Regions from separate parts of the Homo sapiens genome. Here region 2 is linked to region 1. The links are chromatin contacts, found by POLR2A ChIA-PET in ENCODE. All regions are on one chromosome and are shown on one strand. Each heading gives the region's core, a stretch centred on a gene start or an enhancer-like site at or near the end of the contact. The rest is flanking DNA. Distances are from core to core; before and after follow the strand shown. Region 1 has its middle 26 kb from the start of NRROS. Region 2 overlaps PAK2 (p21 (RAC1) activated kinase 2).

Region 1 (4,123 bases), core at 1,614-4,113:
CTTTGCCCTTGCTATGACCCCACCGTTCCCTCCTGCACTGCGCCCAGCCTAGTGTCGTGGATGTCTCTCAGGTTGCCTTGAAGCCTTCCGGGCAAGTCCCATCAGCCAACGCAACATCAGACCAGACTCTCCTGATTTCCTCTCCCCATCAACAAAACCCTTCTCTGGGGTCCTGCTGTTTCCTAATGTGAACACTAGCTAATTAGACAAATGCATCTATCTGTGGCTGGTGCACTGACGGCTTCTCTTGAGTTAATGCGTCACCTCTGGTATCCATCAGTGTTCTTAGTCTCATGCAACTGAAGACGGTTCTGTCTGATTTAAGTAGCTTACGCATTTAGTAAGAGAATATTAGTAAGCTCTGGACTCTCGGGAAGGCTGAGGAACAGGCTTGGAAAATGGGCAGGAACAGAAGATGCTGTGTAGCAATTGGGACCAGCTGGTCTCGAACTCCTGACCTCAGCCCAAACCATGCCATGAGCAGTAACTGTGGGAGCATGGCTGCAGCCACCCCTGCCACCTTCTGCTGAAATAAATGCTCCCCAAATTCTGCTGCATCGCCAGCTCCTGACCGTGGTCATGTGCCCCTGCCCTGAGTACAAGAAGGACTGGCACGGCAATGCTGTACCCCTTGGCGAGGTGTCTATGGCAGAAGATAGGCTCCGTGTCCTCCAAATTCTTATGAGGGGGCAGAGTTCTTGAAACCTAAGAAAGGAAGTGAGACGTTGAGCAAACAAAATGAATGAAAAGTAAGTCCCGTATCCTTTTATGGCTGCATGTACATTTTATTTATTTATTTATTTATTTATTTATTTATTTATTTATTAGCCTGAGTCTCGCTTTGTTGCCCAGGCTGGAGTGCAGTGGCGTGATCTCTGCTCACTGCAACCTCTGCCTCCCAGGTTCAAGCGATTCTCCTGCCTCAGCCTCCTGAATAGCTGGGACTACAGGCGCCCGCCACCACACCCAGCTAATTTTTGTATTTTTAGTAGAGACACGGTTTCACCATGTTGGCCAGGCTGGTCTTGAACTCCTGGCCTCAGGGTGATCCGCCCACTGTGGCCTCCCAAAGTGTTGGGATTACAGGCGTGAGCCACCGCGCCCAGGCAGCGTGTACATTTTAGCAGGCAACTTCTGGAAGCAAATTCTTAGCACAAAGAAATGACTCAAATGATGGAAACTTCAGACAGAAACTCAGGGCAGTCGGGGAGATAGTTTGGGGTTCAGCAGGACTTTTGAAGCCCCTCAAGTCACACCATGTAGCTGACCACCCACTCTTTCTGTTCTTGGGGTCCAGCCCGGGAGGATGACAAATTGAGCCCCAGCCCTGCCTGTGACTGTGACTTTAGAAGGCTGTGGGCTTTCCTTCCTAGTGTTTTCCATCACAAGGATCCAAAGGTGATTTCCTGCCGGGTGCGGTGGCTCATGCCTATAATCCCAGCACTTTGGGAAGCTGAGGTGGGTGGATCACCTGAGGTCAGGAGTTCGAGACCCGCCTGGCCAATATGGTGAAACCCCATCTCTACTAAAAATACAAAAATTAGCTGGGCGTGGTGGCGTGTGCCTGTAGTCCCAGCTACTCGGGAGGCTGAGGCAGGAGAATCGCTTGAACCTGGGAGGCGGAGGTTGCAGTGAGCAGAGATGGCGCCACTGTAGTCCAGCCTGGTCGACAAGACAAAATTCCGTCTCAAAAAAAAAAGGATGATTTTCTAGGTTTCTCTCAGTATGCGGAAAGTTACATAGGGAAGGTGCTTTCTGCCTTCAGTGCTCAGCTATGGTTCCCCCAGCAAATTCTGTCCCCTTTCCCTGCTTCTCCCACTCCGACCTGGACCCATAGGAGAACCTACTGGCGAGGGAAGGACCCACAAAGCCTGTTACCAGAGTTCTTCGGTGGGGCCAGAATGGTGTCTGCCTAAGAGCTCCCATTCAGCCAGGTGGGGCACCACGTGGTTCTTCCTCAGTGGGTGGGCAGTAGGGGGCCATTTCCGGTTGCCACATGCCAGAATATTCACACAGGAGGATATTCAGAATCACAGATAAATCATGTCAGAGACTGGTCTGTGAACATGAGTAACAGTAACTTAGATTTTGGAAATCCAGTCATAAAACAAAAGCTGAAGGTTTTTCTGGAGGCATTTAAGTTAGGGATCAATTGATTTTTTTCCGTTCTTTCTTTTTTTGAGATGGAGTCTTGCTCTGTCACCCAGGCTGGAGTGCAATGGCGCAATCTCGGCTCACTGCAAACTCCGCCTCCCGGGTTCAAGCGATTCTCCTGCCTCAGCCTCCTGAGTAGCTGGGATGACAGGTGCCTGCCACCACGCCCAGCTAATTTTTGTATTTTTAGTAGAGATGGGGTTTCACCATGTTGGCCAGGCCGGCCTCGAACTCCTGACCTTGTGATCCGCCCGCCTCGGCCTCCCACAGTGCTGGGATGACAGGCTGAGCCACGGCGCCTGCTGATTTCTTTTTTTAAACGACCCCAGTTGCAAGCAATTGGACAAACTCTAATCCTTGGTTTGTATCACTGGTCATATCACTTTTTATTTATTTAATGTGCCAGATAACTTCCATTTGCCCCTCCAGATCTACTTCCCACTCTTTTCCACCCTGCCCCAGGAGGCTGGCCTCAATGGGCTCCCTTGCCCTTTGGCTTCCAGTGGTATTTGGCTAAGAAGGAGGTTTGGCAAATCACAGGGGAGGAAGAAAGTGAGGTCAGAGTATTTATTCTCCTGACTCCTCCCTGTAGATTTGTCTCAAACTGGCTGCACCTATCAACCAAACTCACACTCGTCTCAAGGCGGCTCTTTGCACACGAATCTCTGCCTTAGGTATCTAGGAACCACTCACTCCCCTGGCTCTCTTCTCTGGGCCTAGCATGGGTAACAGCTCTGCCTCACCAGCTCGTGTAATTGCATTATCCTTTGCGGTTTGCCCTCCCCTCTCCACCGCTTTGTGAATCGTCCCTTTGTAAATCCTCCTGACTTGTCCTTGTTTGAACGTGCCATCTGGTTCCTGCTGGGTCCCTGCATGACGCAGCTGGCTACTCATTTAGTAATCCTGAGCCCGAGAGATTCCAGCACTTGTGTCAGGGAGCCACAGAGTGCTAAGGATGCGCGGCCAGCGCTAGGAAAGCAAATCTCCCGAAGATGGAGTCCCCTGATTTCCATGGAGTCCATGCGTGGACATGAGGAAGAAGGTGGACATGAGGAAGATGGCACGCCTCAGTGTGTTACAAACATATTCATATTTTACCCAAATTAGAGTGGGAGAAGTTTCCAGCCTTGGAGACCTTCTTTAAAAGAGTGTGGGTGTTGCAATGACCAAAGCAAACAGATGATGGAGCTGGGGAAAAAAAAAGTGTTATTTAAAAAAATCCTTCTCGGCCGGGTGCAGTGGCTCATGCCTATAATCCCAGCACTCTGGAAGGCTGAAGCAGGCGGATCACCTGAGGTCAGGAGTTTGAGACCAGCCTGCCCAACATGGCGAAACCCCGTCTCCACTAAAAATACAAAAAATTACCCGGCGTGGTGGCACATGCCTGTAATCCCAGCTACTGCGGGGGCTGAGGCAGGAGGATCTCTTGAACCCGGGAGGCGGAGGTTGCATTGAGCCAAGATCGTGCCACTGCACTCCAGCCTGGGTGACAAGAGCGAAACTGTGTCTCAAAAAAACAAAAACGAAAAACAAAAAAAAACACTTCTCACCAACTAGTCATCTTCTATTTCATCCTCATCAACAAGTACCAAGCACTTATTTTGTGCTAAGTGCTTTATGTGGATAATTTCGCTTAATCTTGGAGAAAACTCTAGGCTGAGAGCGCTTAAGATTTGTTCAAGGTGGCTGGGCGTGGGGGCTCATGCCTGTAATCTCAGCACTTAGGGAGGCCATGGTGGGAGGATCACTTGAGGGTAGGATTTTGAGACCAGCCTGGGCAACAGAGCAAGACCCCATCTCTACAAAAAAATACAAAAATTAGTCAGGCATGGTAGCATGCGCCTGCAGGCTCAGCTACTCGAGAGGCTGATCACTTGAGCCCAGGAGGTGGAAGCTGCAGGGAGCCACGATCGCACCATGGCACTCCAGCCTGGGCAATAGAATGAGACCCTCTCTCAAAAAAAAAAAA
Region 2 (4,056 bases), core at 387-2,886, 89 kb after region 1:
AGGCACCCACCACCACGCCTGGCTAATTTTTGTATTTTTAGTAGAGACGAGGTTTCATCATGTGGGCCAGGATGGTCTCGATCTCCTGACCTCGTGATCCGCCCGCCTCAGCCTCCCAAAGTGCTGGGATTGCAGGTGTGAGCCACCGCGCCGGGCCTGAGAAAAAAATCTTATAATCTTCAGATATAAGAAGGTTGCCCAGTTTGGAGTGCAGTGGTGCAACCTCAGCTTGCTGCAGTCTTTCAGGCAGTCCTCCCATCTCAGCCGCCTGAGTAGCTGGGACTACAGGCACATGCCACCACACCCGCCTAATTTCTGGGCTCACGTGATCCTATCTTCCTGCCCCAGCCTCCCTAAGTGCTGGGATTGCAGGTGAGAGCCACCACACCTGGCCTAATTATTTCTTTTATCTCGCTAATTACATTTAGTATTAACACAAGTTATTGAAACCTTGTTTATGTGAATTCATTGCTCATTGCCAGCTTTCTGTTTTACATTTAAATTCATTAGTCATGTATACCATCTAGTGTACATTTTCAGCTAGTATTTTCACTAGGAGTACCTGGAAGCCACATTTAATGATTTAGATTGCTAACTTCCCTCAGAAATTCTGTTGATGTTGTTCTATCGCCTTGCATTAATCATTTTGTTTTTTTCCTGTGCCTGGATGGTGGTAGGAATTTTCCTTTTTCTTTTTTTAAAAATATTTTGACAGATTCTGTCTTGTACATGTTCACTAATGTTGCCTGAAACATTAGTTCCTTATGATCTTTGTACTTGGTGCTTTTTAAAAAATTTCCAATAATACTTTTGGTGATTACTTTTGTTTCAATTGTTCTGTTTCCTTCCTTGAAAACACATGTAATTATTAGGTTGGCTCACCATTTCTGTCCCCTATGTGAACTGCTCAAAAGTTTGCCCTTTTTTACCACTCGTTTGATTTTTCTTTTTCACTTCTAATGTTGGCTTTATTTCTGCTATTGCAATCTTAATTTCTTAGTATCCTTTTAAAATTTATCTCACTTTTCTTAAATTATCTTATCTCATCCTGGTTTCTTCTCTCCATATACTCCTGTTTTGTGTCATTTGCTAAATTGTGACTGGAAGTTCCTGAAGTAATTTACCTTGTAAGTTAGGTTCTGCTTTTGTGTGAAGGGTAATCTTCCTTGTGGTTTTCTTTTGCTATTAGGATCAGTGCTGGATTTCTTACTGCCTACTTACCATTGAACAGTAACTGTTATGTCCTGTCTCATGTGCATTTGTCAGAGATGTGTGTGTGTTTTCCTTGCCTCTCCAGGGGACTGGAGTTCTGATGAAACCGCTTCTCAGATGTATTTCTGAGGGATAAATACACAGCTCCCGGCCTGATTTCCAGTGATGAACAGACATTCCTCTTCATATGGTATTCTGGGCTAGGGTAGTAGGATCTTACCCTACCCTGTTTCTGTCTTTGTGAGTCTGAACTGATGATGTATGAGAGTGGCCCTCATTTCTAGCATGTGCTGCTGTTACAGGTTTTCTGATTCTGATCTTACACCCACAACATAACACTCTCCTTGTTACTTCACTAAACCTCCCAGGAAGCAGTGTGTCCATTCGGGTTTTCCTGCCCTTACACAGCCCCGCTGGAACCTTACCTGCACACGGGCGCAGACACACACTTCCTGGTTTGCTTTCTGGAATTTGCGCCTGGTAATCTCCCTGAATGTATGTTGAGAGATCACAGAAGATAAGGAACTGTGGCTGCCACAAAAACTGCCTCTGTGTAGCAAGGAGTGGCTGACCAATTCTTGATTCTGCTTTGATTCTTCAAAGCCGACTCTGAGTCTCCAAATAAAGCGATGGCTAGTAGGGAGAGACAAGATATCTTCATAGTTCTTTTAGGCAGATGATTGAACTTTGTTTTATGAGGCAGAGCATGGCTGGGTCACGAGTCTTTTTGCAGTACAGTTGACCTTAAAGCTAATTGAAATCCTTCAAAGATCTCATATAAATTGTATTGGTGGAGATTTGGGACAGACTACGTTGGAGATTTCTGATTTGATAGCATTATTTACTAGAGTAAACCTGTTCCAATTTTTTGAAACTTAGGTAATCACTTAAGTAGTAACATCAGTCTTGACCTTCATCTTTTAATAAAAGATTTTACCTCAGATTGATAGATTTTCACTTTGGTAGTAGGAGAATGGTATCTTGTTCCATTTTGCATCTGTTTGATAAATCTAGTGAGGCTGAAAATTTTTCCTATGTCTATGGACCCTCCCTCCCCATTTTTCCATTTTGAATTGCTATTTGGGGTTCATGGCCAAAATTAGGAAAAACTAGACTTCAGAGTGTTTACGCATTTCTTCTTCCGACTTTTTTTTTTTTTTTTTTGAGATGGAGTTTGGCTCTTGCTGCCCAGGCTGGAGTGCAGTGGCACAATCTCGGCCCTCTGTAACCTCTACTTCCCGGGTTCAAGTGACTCTCCTGCCTTAGCCTCCTGAGTAGCTGGGATTATAGGTATGTGCCACCACGCCTGGCTAATTTTGTATTTTTAGTAGAGATGGGGTTTCTCCACGTTGGTCAGGCTGGTCTCGAATTCCTGACCTCAGGTGATCCGCCTGCCTCAGCCTCCCAAAGTGTTGGGATTACAGGCGTGAGCCACTGCACCCAGACTTCTTCTTTTTTTTTTTGAGACGGAGTCTCGCTTTGTTGCCAGCCTGGAGTACAGCGGCATGATCTTGGCTCACTGCAACCTCCGCCTCCTGGGTTCAGGCGATTCTGCTGCCTCAGCCTCCTTAGTAGCTGGGGTTACAGGCGAGCACCACCATGCCTGGCTAATCTTTGTATTTTCAATAGAGACGGGGTTTCACTGTGTTGGTCTGGCTGGTGTTGAACTCTTGACCTCATGATCCGTCTGCCTTGGCCTCCCAAAGTGCAGGGATTACAGGTGTGAGCCACCGCACCCGGCCCCTTCCAACTTTTTAAGTAATCTTTCTTGTTGCTGACTTGTTGTCTCCCTGTTCCCTACCGTCAGGCAGTTTTGAAGCATTTTCTGAGCCTCGCCACTTGACTTCCTTTACGCTTTGTCATTGTTTCAGTTTTTTAATGTGGTGATTGAGTGAAAGCCAAGGGGAAGAAGAAAAAGAGAAAAAAGGGTCACATTTGAATTACAAAATGCCTTTACACTCCCTGTGTCCTCTGTATATAGATACCTTCCTCTCTTTCTTTGCCTGACAAATTCCTTTTCATCCTTCAAAAAGCAATTCTGGGTTTTTTTTGCCTAATTACTCTCATCTAAACAGGAGCTCCGGGTCCCCCTTTCCAGTGCGTTCCACTGGGCCCTGTCAGCAGCTTAACTCATTTCAGAGTAGTTGTTATTTGTGAGCTCCAAACTGAGACTTAACTCTTTTAGGCACTTAATAAATATTTGAATGAATGAATAAATTAGGAGTATTAGTAACAAAATGCTTGGGCTGGGCGTGGTGGCTCATGCCTGTAATCCCAGCACTTTGGGAGGCCGAGCTGGGAGGATCACAAGGTCAGGAGTTCAAGACCAGCCTGCCCAATATGGTGAAACCTTGTCCGTACTAAAAATACAAAAATTAGCTGGGCGTGATGGCACGCGCCTGTAGTCCCAGCTACTCGGGAGGCTGAGGCAGAAGAATCGCTTGAACCCGGGAGGAGGAGATTGTAGTGAGCTGAGATTGTGCCACTGCACTCTAGCCTGGGTGACAGAGCAAGATTCCATCTCAAAAAAGAAAGAAAGAAACAAAATGCTTATTCCTTGGTGCTGCAATGAAATAGCACTCAGCATAAATTTAACTTTCTCAGCAAGGCAGTTTTACTTGCTGCATAAAGGGTGCTCCTCGCAGATGGAACAATGGTGAGAGCACACCTGAACAAGGGAGGGGAAGGGGTTCTTATTCCTGACACAGGTAGCCCCTATTGTTGTGTCATTCCCCTGTTGGCTAGGGTTGGACTGCACTGTCTAAGCTAATTCCGATTGGCTATTTTAAAGAGACCAGGGGGTATGAGCCAGAGTGGCAGGCTGAGTAGTTTAGTGGGAAGGAC

The links. ChIA-PET counts read pairs that join two places held with the same protein, here RNA polymerase II (POLR2A).
Region 2: POLR2A ChIA-PET joins it to region 1 with 12 read pairs in T-cell. The contact joins two enhancer-like sites. POLR2A ChIA-PET finds 5 or more read pairs at or near these places in 6 of 52 experiments (HCT116, HEK293, HepG2 and 3 more).

Annotation. Positions count from the first base shown.
Region 1 is chr3:196,663,333-196,667,455 of GRCh38, forward strand. No RefSeq gene overlaps it. Among named protein-coding and RNA genes, the nearest start is that of NRROS, 26 kb to the left of the region's middle. RefSeq lists enhancers at 2,095-2,757, 2,758-3,420, 3,421-4,082 and a silencer at 2,806-3,100. Within about 2 kb of position 2,864, at least 6 of the 41 ENCODE cell types and tissues checked have a DNase peak (open chromatin) inside an H3K27ac peak, as active enhancers do.
Region 2 is chr3:196,753,100-196,757,155 of GRCh38, forward strand. All of the region lies in intron 1 of PAK2 (p21 (RAC1) activated kinase 2), which reads left to right. Among named protein-coding and RNA genes, the nearest start is that of PAK2, 15 kb to the left of the region's middle. Within about 2 kb of position 1,637, at least 2 of the 41 ENCODE cell types and tissues checked have a DNase peak (open chromatin) inside an H3K27ac peak, as active enhancers do.